Regions from separate parts of the Homo sapiens genome. Here all the other regions are linked to region 1. The links are chromatin contacts, found by Hi-C or POLR2A ChIA-PET in ENCODE. All regions are on one chromosome and are shown on one strand. Each heading gives the region's core, a stretch centred on a gene start or an enhancer-like site at or near the end of the contact. The rest is flanking DNA. Distances are from core to core; before and after follow the strand shown. Region 1 holds the start of FBXL17 (F-box and leucine rich repeat protein 17). Region 2 holds the start of STARD4 (StAR related lipid transfer domain containing 4). Region 3 holds the start of EPB41L4A-AS1 (EPB41L4A antisense RNA 1). Region 4 holds the start of NREP (neuronal regeneration related protein).

What was found. Hi-C counts contacts between places; a loop is a spot of excess contacts on that map. ChIA-PET counts read pairs that join two places held with the same protein, here RNA polymerase II (POLR2A). Pooled maps may share reads with other maps.
Region 2: a loop to region 1 is called in a map of natural killer cell, with 13 times the contacts of the local background. The contact joins the promoter of STARD4 here to the promoter of FBXL17 in region 1. A Hi-C loop is called at or near these places in 4 of 168 maps with a recorded cell type or tissue (HepG2, naive thymus-derived CD4-positive, alpha-beta T cell and natural killer cell), 3 of 37 single-sample maps with no recorded cell type and 18 of 50 pooled maps.
Region 3: a map of naive thymus-derived CD4-positive, alpha-beta T cell shows a loop between it and region 1 (36-fold over the local background). The contact joins the promoter of EPB41L4A-AS1 here to the promoter of FBXL17 in region 1. A Hi-C loop is called at or near these places in 3 of 168 maps with a recorded cell type or tissue (CD4-positive, alpha-beta memory T cell and naive thymus-derived CD4-positive, alpha-beta T cell), 2 of 37 single-sample maps with no recorded cell type and 17 of 50 pooled maps. POLR2A ChIA-PET finds 5 or more read pairs at or near these places in 3 of 52 experiments (CD4-positive, alpha-beta T cell, CD4-positive, alpha-beta memory T cell and activated CD4-positive, alpha-beta memory T cell).
Region 4: a map of CD8-positive, alpha-beta T cell shows a loop between it and region 1 (8-fold over the local background). The contact joins the promoter of NREP here to the promoter of FBXL17 in region 1. A Hi-C loop is called at or near these places in 3 of 168 maps with a recorded cell type or tissue (CD8-positive, alpha-beta T cell, Right ventricle myocardium inferior and naive thymus-derived CD4-positive, alpha-beta T cell), 2 of 37 single-sample maps with no recorded cell type and 17 of 50 pooled maps. POLR2A ChIA-PET finds 5 or more read pairs at or near these places in 4 of 52 experiments (CD4-positive, alpha-beta T cell, WTC11, activated B cell and 1 more).

The regions. Positions count from the first base shown.
Region 1 is chr5:108,380,778-108,383,477 of GRCh38, reverse strand. FBXL17 (F-box and leucine rich repeat protein 17) reads left to right here and starts at 1,380. Exons shown (of 9, transcript NM_001163315.3): 1 at 1,380-2,700. The coding sequence starts at 1,787. RefSeq lists an enhancer at 1,010-1,129 and silencers at 1,230-1,479, 1,680-2,429, 2,450-2,529.
Region 2 is chr5:111,511,124-111,513,908 of GRCh38, reverse strand. It overlaps STARD4 (StAR related lipid transfer domain containing 4), which reads left to right and starts at 1,374. Exons shown (of 6, transcript NM_139164.3): 1 at 1,374-1,524. STARD4-AS1 (STARD4 antisense RNA 1) reads right to left here and starts at 1,683. Exons shown (of 7, transcript NR_040093.1): 1 at 1,401-1,683. RefSeq lists enhancers at 910-1,049, 1,530-1,739 and a silencer at 1,130-1,499.
Region 3 is chr5:112,159,276-112,161,775 of GRCh38, reverse strand. EPB41L4A-AS1 (EPB41L4A antisense RNA 1) reads right to left here and starts at 1,250. Exons shown (of 3, transcript NR_015370.2): 1 at 481-1,250; 2 at 1-73. It overlaps SNORA13 (small nucleolar RNA, H/ACA box 13), which reads right to left and starts at 291; the gene lies at 159-291. It also overlaps a transcript of EPB41L4A not described here. RefSeq lists enhancers at 446-495, 606-655, 676-775, 551-1,283, 1,156-1,365 and 1 more.
Region 4 is chr5:111,755,825-111,758,524 of GRCh38, reverse strand. It overlaps NREP (neuronal regeneration related protein), which reads left to right and starts at 1,331. Exons shown (of 4, transcript NM_004772.4): 1 at 1,331-1,389; 2 at 2,695-2,700. RefSeq lists silencers at 201-560, 581-980 and an enhancer at 1,574-2,131.

The sequences.
Region 1 (2,700 bases), core at 131-2,630:
TGGTCATTTCTGACAAAAAGGCCAGAATTAACAATTGTTTGACAGCATGTTTGAGAGCAGGCTGGGTGGGGCTGGCCACTATAGTGGGAATAGCAATGTAGGTTCCAACAGTGGTCTTCTCCAAGCCACTGGGCCTTGAATATTGCAATACTTCTTCCTCAGTCAGCTCTCTCAAGTTATCCTTAGCAGATTTTTTTTTAAACACCTGCCACTTCTCTTCCACCCTTCAGCAGGTAACCAAGCTCTATCTGAAGCAAAACAGAAACCAACAGAAAGGAACTCTTTCACCTTCCTGCTAGAAACATCCACCTCTCTGTATCCGTCCTTTATCTACCTTTCCTCATTCTCTGTAATCACAATGAAGAAAGTATCCTTCCTAAAGCACTCTCCATTCCACCTTCTCCTCTTATTTCTCTCACTAGAGTGGCTCATTCCCATGGTATTTGCCTCCTCTAATTTTTCGCTTGTGAAAGCTAACCTCTCCGCACCAGGTACCGCTCTAGCAGCTGCCCTAGCTCTTTAGCCTCGATATAGTCAAACCTTCTAAAGGACTGCCTGCATAGCTGTTTCCTCTTTCTCATCTGGATCACCAACGTTTGTCATATAGCAGGCACTGCACCGTCATGTTTAAAATATACAACAGACGGCTAGACAGGATTCCGAGGGTGTAGACAATAAAGTGATCTACAGTTTGTAGCCTGGGTGTTGAATGGCTCACTGGGTGGGGAAGCTGTTATCTTTCTGCTGTGCACAGGTAATTTGATATATGCTTTCATTCTGAAATAAAGTTGTGGAAAGGCAGTAGTACGCAACAATTAAGAAAACACAAGTGGGTAAACAGTGGTGCCGCACAACCAATCAACCCCTCACATGACTTCGGTGCGCATCACCCAGGGGCCGCATCTGCCACTCTGCCCGAAGCGCGGTCAGCGCCCACACTGGCCCTTCCGGCGGAACCCGCCTCGCGGCTTCGAAGTGGCCTCGGTTTCCGAGTCAGGGGTGGTGACAGGGGTGGAAGGTGAGGGGAAGAGCCCAGCGGCTCCCGGCCAATGGCAGCTCTTGAACTTACACCTCGAGACGTCAGCGCGGCTGTGTAAACGGATGTCACACAGCTGGCTCGGAAGTGTCTCCTCCCGCCTCAGAAACGCGGCGCACGCCCAGCAGCTTCGGAAAAACCTTAGGCGGTGGGAGGGAGGGGCGTGCGCCGCACCCCGCAAGCCCAGAGCTCCGTGCCCTAGCCGGCCGGCTTCTTCCCGTAGTGCCGGTGTGACGGCCGTCCCGGGTGAGCAGCCGGGTGCCGGCGTCCCCGCCACGAGCGCGCCACCGCAACTGGCTCCGCCCCCTGCCGGAACGGGCCGCGCGCTCCTGCGGCTCCGAGCAGAGTCGCGGGTGCGCGCGCCGGCGGCGGATCCGCAGTTAAAATGGTCCGAGCGGGACCCGGCCTTTCCCCGGCCGCTCCGCTGACTGACTGAGCCGGCTGGCCGGGCCCGGACTGGTCGCCTAGCCGGCAGGCTCGCTCGCTCCCTCCCTCGCGTCCCCAAAGCTCGCGCCCATCGTTCTCCCGGCTTCCCTGGGCAAAGCATGTAGCCCCCGTCGGGCACTCCGGCGGCCCGCAGCTGACGCCCACCCCCCACCGTCGCGTGTGTGCCCGTGTGTGCGTGTGTGTGCGCAGGAAGGGCGACCCCTCCGGGGGCCGAGCCAGCGAGCGGCCTGCCCCGCTGCCGGGAGCCCGCCTCTCTGGGTCTCCCTCCCTCCCGTCCCGGTCCCCCTCCTCGGGGCCTTCTATATGGGCCACCTTCTCTCGAAGGAGCCGCGTAACCGCCCGAGCCAGAAGAGGCCTCGCTGTTGCAGTTGGTGCCGCCGCCGGCGCCCTCTCCTCAGGCTGCCCCGCCGGACCCCAGCCAAGGTGCCCCCTCAGCCGGCGGCGCCCCGGAGCCGGGACTGCTTCTTCCGCGGGCCCTGCATGCTCTGCTTCATCGTGCACAGTCCCGGCGCGCCCGCCCCCGCCGGCCCAGAGGAGGAGCCGCCGCTCTCGCCGCCGCCGCGGGACGGGGCCTACGCTGCCGCCTCCTCCTCTCAGCACCTGGCGCGGCGCTACGCGGCCCTGGCCGCCGAGGACTGCGCCGCTGCTGCCCGCCGCTTCCTGCTATCCTCGGCCGCCGCCGCCGCCGCCGCTGCCGCCTCGGCTTCGTCGCCCGCCTCCTGCTGCAAAGAGTTGGGGCTGGCTGCGGCCGCCGCCTGGGAGCAGCAGGGCCGAAGTCTCTTCCTGGCCAGCTTGGGGCCGGTGCGCTTCCTGGGGCCGCCCGCCGCCGTGCAGCTCTTCCGGGGGCCGACACCGTCACCGGCCGAGCTCCCTACGCCCCCCGAAATGGTGTGCAAGCGGAAGGGGGCCGGGGTCCCCGCCTGCACCCCCTGCAAGCAGCCCCGCTGCGGCGGCGGGGGCTGCGGCGGCGGCGGCGGCGGCGGTGGCGGGGGAGGGCCTGCGGGGGGAGGCGCTTCGCCGCCCCGGCCCCCCGACGCCGGCTGCTGCCAGGCCCCGGAGCAGCCCCCGCAGCCGCTCTGCCCTCCGCCCTCTTCTCCCACCTCCGAAGGTGCCCCCACCGAAGCTGGCGGGGACGCTGTCCGAGCCGGGGGCACCGCCCCCTTGTCCGCCCAGCAGCAGCATGAATGTGGCGACGCGGACTGTCGGGAGTCCCCCGA
Region 2 (2,785 bases), core at 125-2,624, 3.1 Mb before region 1:
TTCTCCACTCAGTAATTAAGCAACCTGCCTTAAGATTTATGTCTGGGGCTCCTCGCCTGTAAAACACACCTACCTTAGGGGGCTGTTAAGAGGATTCAATGTAATTGAATTAAGTAGGTACAACTTAATTACAAAGCACTTTTCCCCAACCATTTCAAATTATTTATCTACGTATTCATCCATCCATCCAAAGCACCTCAATAATTGGCCAATAATTCCTAAGTGAAAGGAGCTTTACAACACACGAAGAACTCTTCTATTATGTCACACGAAATTATAAATATAAATATAAAACAAATTATTTTACATATAAACGATGGAGGTAAAAAATAAATCGGCCAATAATAACTAGCAAGTAGTATTTGGTAATTCTTTTGGTGAGGCCGACTTAAAAATTTACGAAATATTATTTATTTTCATTGCAAGTCTATCAGAAATCACTAATGGTGTAGCACTGCATTCTTCCCTGCTTTTGGTTCTCAAACTACGTATCTTAGTAAACGCAATTTGCAGACAAACCAAGCCTCGCTAATCAGTGCATCATGGCTACTCTGGTAAAGGAAGAAATTCACTGTTTGCCAAGCATCCCATCAGATGGGTGACTTCACAGCCACTGGAAGAAATCTTTCTCATGTTCGAGTAGATGGAAACTCCAAAACTGTGCAGTTGCTAAATCCACTTGTCACACCTCCTCCTTTTCTCTGCTTCTAAGGTTGCCCTCTAAACTCTTTATCTGAGGATGGAAACACACACACGCACCCACACACACCCACACCCACACACACACAAACGTATTTGGCTAAAGGTCAATTCACATAGTGGCAGGGACTTTCGTTTATATGCATTTTCCTTCCCAGCTCTCTCAGTTCTGAGTCAGGCTAAGCAGGAGGCAGAGAGCTCGTCCTCCTCTGCATGGGCGCTTTTTCTTATTTGACTTTTAGTCCTGGGAGGAGTAGCGTAGTTGCGAGATACTAGGATATCCACAAGCGGGATGAATTTGGACCTTATCCCTCACTGTGATCCTTCACTTCGCCTTCTGTTTCAATTTCTCCCAGTCGGTTTACTGCTTGACAAAATTCTTTCACAATTAAGTGATCACAGGACAACCCAACCCAACCAATCCAAACCTGCAGGCAACCCCAGACATCCAGGGAACCCTGGCGCGGCTCGGGCCAGCCCACACCCACGCGGAATCATTCCATTTATCGGCCACCAATCAGCCCTCCACACGCTCCCGCGCCAGCCAATCCGAACAAGCGCACGTTGTTCCGGCCACCTCCTCTCAGCCCCCCCTCCCCGGAGCCCCCGGGATCGGGCCAGGGGGCGGGGCTGGGGGCTCGGCCCGCCTTGCCCTGAGGCGCTGGGTGCCTTCCAGTTGGCTGCGACCAGCGGTGACTTACAAGTTGGCTGCTGTCGCCTGCGCATCGGCGGGCCGGGAGGCTGAGCAGTACTGTTGAGAGCGGTGTGAGGTGCTTGGTAGCGCGCCGTAGCTGCTTCCACGTCCTTGCTTCACCTCAGGTAAAGGTAAGGAGAGCCACGGAGCCGCGGCAGGATTGGGGTGGCCCGTGTGGAGGGCGACTGTGGCGCCCGGGGCGTCCTGCCAGGTGCGTCTTCTGGACCTGCTCCAGACCATGGATCTGGGGAGCTCGCGGTGGACGTTGGGGATGGCGGGCCCCGGCGTCCGGGCGGGAGAGGACCTCACAGATGAAAGAGAAACCTGAGCCCCTGGGAGGGGAAGCGGCGAGCTGGAAGGATCCCAGGGCTTGCAACTCGCCCCTGCGCGCCGCTCACCTATTTAAGTACTTGGAATCCATTAGACCTCAGTGTCCTCAGCTGTTAAATGGGAGAGGGGCGGTGGTAATCCCGCTTGATTTGGGACAGTCCTGTTCTTTGGAGGTCACCGCGCTTCCTGGTTCTTAGGAGGTGCACAGACAGCGCAGGGGCAGCCGCGTCCCACCAGGCTTCGCGGAGGTGATGCCAAAGACAAGAGACAAAGTTTTCCCAGGGCTTACTGCCTTCCAAGGTCCCTGCTAAATGTATTAACTCAAATAATTTCTCACCAAATCAGTGTCATTGTTTTCCCGAATTTACACTTGAGAAAGATTACCTTAGATTTTTAGGTTCAGCAGCCAGGACAAAACTTGACAAATATTTGGTGGGCCCAGGTTTTTTATATGAAGTCTTTTCCAGCCTGTGATCAGCTTCCACAGTTTTACAAGAGAGAGCTTTAGGCTCTGAAGTCAGACGCCCTGGGTTGGAATTCTGGCTCCATCACTTATGAACTGTGTGATCTTGGACAAGTGACTCAACCTTCCTGTTGCTATTTTCCCTTTCTGTAAAACAGGGAAAATGTATAGACATTAAGCTACTATTCTCACTTATGGAAGACCTCAAGATATCTAAAGTATGCCCATTTACACCAATCCTAGAGCTTCTGAATAACTAAAATTCCTTTACCATAATGAAACACATTTTCTCAAGGAGGACTATTACTGTTGTGAGGATTAAATAAAATAAATGCAATGTAAAGCAGCCAGAAGGACTGACCATGTAGTAAGTGATCAATAAATGTTATTGTTATTTTTTAAAATCAAGTACAGAGCATTAGGTTTTTTTTTTAATCAAGTATTAGAGCATTAGGGGTTTGAACAGTAAGTTGGCTCACTATTCATATTGTAGAAATATACTTCCATGTTGCATTTCTTTAAATAGTGAGCTCCTGCCAGAGCCAGTCTCAAAAAATGAGAAGCTGCTGTACTTGTCTGAGTTAGAAAACTTAACAGTT
Region 3 (2,500 bases), core at 1-2,500, 3.8 Mb before region 1:
CTTCAGGTCACCTTTATGCTCCCAGATGGTATTCAGCTAGCAGCAGTCTACACTTCAGGCATCCATCTTCCACCTGAACAAAAATTAGAACTGGCTAAGAGAAACCATACACTTAAGGCTAGCAGGGTCAAGATCACGCGTGGAAACGTAAAAGCAGCAACTGTTACTTATGCAGCTCCTACACCAAAGGTATCAAATTTAAGGGCAGGAAAAGGCTGCAAAGCGTTTAATTTACGCCTTTTTTGACACCACATTCACTAGTTTCCAAAGTGAATGGGCAACACAAAGGCTGACACTGCGTGAGGTAGGCTTTATGGCATAAGGTTGCTGACTGGCTGACAGTAATGCCGATTACAGCCTAAAAACGGACAATACATTTCAGAGAAATTTTCTCACGATTTAAAATCCGACTTAATAATGAAAAGTGAAATGCGATGCGTTTTAAATGGCGACTGGTCTTGCACGAACGTGAAAACTCACCTGTAGGGTAGGTGATCACTCCCGACGAGCACCGCACGTGGAAACAGCTGTAACCAGGCACGCTGCTTTTAAGTTATTTTATACGGGGGCAGGGCAAGCATAAAGTCAGTTATACGGTAAGGCCTTTTCACTGACGAAAATAAAACCAGGCTTATCTGGAGAACTCCCTGGCATAGTCGATGATGTAAACACAAATCGACGAAGCTCCCCGTTTCCAAACGTGGGAACGCAGGCCTGAGGCCAGGCCGCTGCCCTTGTTCACGGCCCCGGACACTTCGGACACAGGCCGCCGCAGTCGACTCACCAGACTCAGGGTGGCCGCGTTCCCCCGCCCGGCGCCCCTGCGTGAGAGACCACGCGGCCACAGCCAGGCGCCATCCCAGAGGACCCAGAGCAAAAACCACAGCAAGCTCGCACCAAAAGGAAGAAAGGACAGGCTTCCGTCCCACAATGCTTTTCTACAAGTGGAAGGACCCACTGTCCGAGAGCGCGAGGGGGGAGCGGGCTGTACCATCGGCCGCTGCGCTATGGCGAGACGCCGCCGTGTGGCCGGAGGGAGAAGTGCCAGTGAGGGACCGAGGGGCGTGTCACCAAAGGGAGGAGGAGCCTGGGTTCTCAGCCCGAGTCACCTCTGCGGATGTGTGGCCAGTTCTTTCCACAGAGGAGGTATCCAGACATCCCCCCACCCGACCAGGGTCAAGAGCATATGATCAGTGCTGGCAGCGGCAGGAGCCCAAAGGACTTTAGACCACGTATTTTGGGACCCGACAGAATTCATGAGTCCAGCTGAGGAAGAGTAGAGTCATTCATTCGAAAGATATTTAGTCAGCACTTACTATGCTCCAGGCCCTGGCCTGAGTGCCTGGGAATCAGGTGTGGGTGAGCCAGGCAAGGTTTCTGTGGTACATTCTGCTTGGGTGAGTAGGCCACTGACCAAGTGAGCCCGGATGCTGAAATTCTACAATGTAAGTGCCAGGAGGGCAGCAAAAGAGGGTCATGCCATAGGGTAGCGCTGTCCGATGGAAACAGTGTGAGCCATGAGTGTAATTTTAAATTTTCCAATTGCCACATAAAATGTGAAAAGAACGCCGGGCGCGGTGGCTCATGCCTGTAATCCCAGCACTTTGGCAGGCTGAGGCAGGTGATCACCTGAAGTCAGGAGTTCAAGACCAGCCTGGCCAACATGGCAAAACCCCGTCTCTACTAAAAATACAAAAATTACTTGGGCTTGGTGGCGGGCGTCTATAATCCCAGCTACTTGGGAGGCTGAGGCAGGAGAAATGGCTTGAACCCGGGCGGGGTGGGGGTGGAGGTTGCGGTGAGCCGAGATCATGCCACTTGACTCCAGCCTGGACAAAAGGGCGAAACTCCGTCTCAAAAAAAAAAAAAAAAAAGTAAAAAGAAACAGATCAAATTAATTTTAATAATAACCCAACATATTTTAAATATTTCAACAGGCAATCAATATGAGATTATTAATAAGATATTTCTTTTATATCTACTAAGTCATAAAAATCCGGTGTATATTTTATACTTCCAGCACATTTCCGTTCAGACTAGACACATTTCAAGTGTTCAGTAGCTCATGGGGCTAGGAATAGGAAGACTGGAAGTGAACTCCGAGCAGATGTGTGAAGGCGGTTATGCAAGATCTGGAGACAGCAGGCCTTGGCCAGTGTGGCTGGAGTCGAGTAAGGAGTGTAGAGTGACAAGATGCAGCTGGAGAGCCAGGCAGGAGCAAGGCACTTAGGGTCTTGTCACACAGGGCAAGGTGTTGGGATTTTATGCTGAAATCTTAGAGTTGATTAATTATCACCACAAAAATTAAGCAGAGTTTGTTAATTGGCTTTTTTCCTGATAACCATAACTCCTTGAAGGGACAGGACAAGTGGCAGCAAGACAAGTTGTATGATAACAACTAGGTCTCCATGTTTCTCTAAGTCCTAGCAGAGATTCATCCAGAGACCAGTTTTAGCACCTTTCGTTGTTTCTTTGAAGCCTACTTCTATAAAAGAAAGAA
Region 4 (2,700 bases), core at 82-2,581, 3.4 Mb before region 1:
TATCCTGCTTTATTGGCAACAGAACCAGTTTATTTGAGTTTGTTGCAAAATTTTGAGCTATTACATTACTATGAAAAGATAGATTTTAAATAAGAACGACGAGTTTACAAAAATCAGAAATGGCAAAGCACTTTATTTTTTAAAGCAATCCTCGATTTTAAAAAGTACAATTTCAGACGGGCAGGCAGTGGGGGAGCGTATAGGGAAGGAGAAGGAAGCACCAGGGGAGTATGTCTTGGGCCGATCACGCCAGGCCGCAGCTCTGGCTGGTTGTGCGCGTGTGACTGTGTGCACGTGTGTGTGTGCACGCGCAGCCACAGGACCTCTGGGCCCGGCCTTCAGGGGCGCTCCCCGCCCCGGGCTTCCCCGCGGAAGGGAGTGGGGCGCGCGTACCCAGCTGAGGGGCAGGGTCCGACCCGAGGCCGTGTGCAAATGCATCCTTCGCGGACTCTTTGTGTGTCTGAGCGCGGCTCCGCGCCGCCGCAGGCACCATTTTCTGCTTCGCTCAGGACAGGCACATAAAAGGAAGGCGGCTGCCGCCCGTCGCCGTCCTCTTTTCCTCAGATGCCCTCTGCTGCAGGTTTATTATTACAGTACGGGCCGCGCCGCCTCTCCCCACGGCCCTGGCGGGCCGCCGGGCTGTGCAGCACCCTGGCCGCCTTCACGCTTGGCGCGCCCCCAAACCGCCTCCTCCACCTCCTTATTTGTCTGAAAAGCAACCGCACGTCGAGGCGGAGAGGCTGGCCGGGGGCGGGGAGGAAGGCCGGGGATTTGCGCGCGCCGTGCTCCCGGGGCGGGGCCGGGGCGCAGAGCTGCGGGTCCGCTTTGTCTCCCCGGGGCGCCGCGCGGTGCAGTGGGGACGGCGCGGCGAGCGGGGCGCCCGGGGCGCGGGTGCGGGGTGTCGGGGCGCGCGCGCCTGTTGGCCGCTCGCCGACGGGGCCCAGAGCCGCCGATTCCTGCCGAGTAAGCAGTCTGGCTCCTAGGCGGCTGCACAGTGGCAGCAAGGCTGGGGCGCTGGCTCCGCGCCAGCTCCATCAGAATTAGCTCATTGTTCACTAGCACCCTAGCGGGAGAGAGAGGGAAAGGGAGAGAGAGAGACTCTTAGAGAAAGAGAGAGACACACACACTCTTGGAGAGAGAGCGCGAGGCAGGGAGATGATCTCCTCCTCCTTTTTCCAAGGCTGCACTTCTTGGAAGTGAAGCCGGTTTGGGTTTTGTTTCCCTTCCCCCTCCTCCCTCCTCTTCCTCCACCCCTTTCCCCTCCCCCTCCCTCCCCCAATCCCCCCTCCCCCCCCAATCTGTCTTTCTAGCATGTTGCCCTTTTTCAACCACATTTGTGTTTCAGGTGTAGAGAGGAGAGAGAGTGAACAGGGAGCGGGGCTTTTGTCTGTAAGTATATGCCATTCCTATCCCCGGCTGGGAGCGCTGGTTTCTCTTTTGTGTCGATTCCTTGCCGTTGCTCTTAGCTGGACCCTTCAACCCTGCAGAGTTCATGCTTCTTCCCTCTAAATTTTAAAGAGCTGAAGCGTGTACCTTGGAGAAATTCTGGCATTTTGGTTGTGCTGCATTCAGGCTGGAATTTAACTTGGGTTTTTTCTAAAATGCACAAGTTCGGAGGGAGAAATGAATTCTTTTGGGAAGGGGTGGGGTTTTGTGCTTGTTGGTGTGGTTAATTTTGTTCTTCTTGCTCCTAAAGCCTTGTTAGAAACTGTTGTGTTTCTTTGCATTAAATGCACTTTGGTGCATGCAAGCTTTTCCTCCCTTTTTATAAAATGAATTTGTGTCCCTCCGCCCTTACACTTGATTACTCTTTCAATGCTGCTGCTTCCGAGGGTCTTCTTAGGCATTCGATCTTGCAGCACTTTTTTCTGCATTTTCTTATAAAGCAGTTGAACTTTGGCGGGGAGGGCCTTAAAAATAAATGACTGTTTTTTTCTTGGTGATTATAATAATCTGATGTGCATTTATGTGTATCTATAATAACATTATAGGAAAACTCTAAGAGCGAATGATACCCTTTTTGAGAACTTTTAGTTTCTCCATTCATCTTAATTTTTGTCATAACTGTGTTAACAAAAGAGCGGTCTTCTGATAATATAAAGGTTGAGGGTAAATCACTGCAGCAGTATGTACATTAATGTTTATTTGGTTTAGGGAGAAGGACAGAATGGTGTATATTCCTGACTCCCCCCACCCCCCCCGCCGTGTAGGGTTTTTTTTTTTTTTTTAAACACGGAAGGTTATGTAATGCAGTGCCATTTCCAAAAATATCCACTCTGAGGCATTACACTACACGGTGGAAGGCTGATTCCTATTCTGTCGTCTTGATTGCAAATATACTGCCAGTAGTATGTCTGGGAACAAAGAGCAGCCAGAAAACAATCTATTTTTATCACTTGGTTCTACTTTTAAGTTGCTAAACCTTTTGAACTCATGCAATTTAAAGATGAACCAAACACTAAGAATAGCCCAGGACTCTGCAAAGCCAAGTACCAGGGATTCCTTTGTCCCTTAGTTAAGCCTATAGGCCACTTGGAAAGCTCTTTCAGAAATCCCAGTAGTTAACAATAATTTGCATGTAACTTATCTTAACCACAGAAAATGGTTATTCGTCTGTAACCTCTAAAGAGGCATTTTTCGTTTGCTGACCTGTGGTGAGGCGATGTGTCTACTGTATTTAAACATATTTTGCAGGTTGGT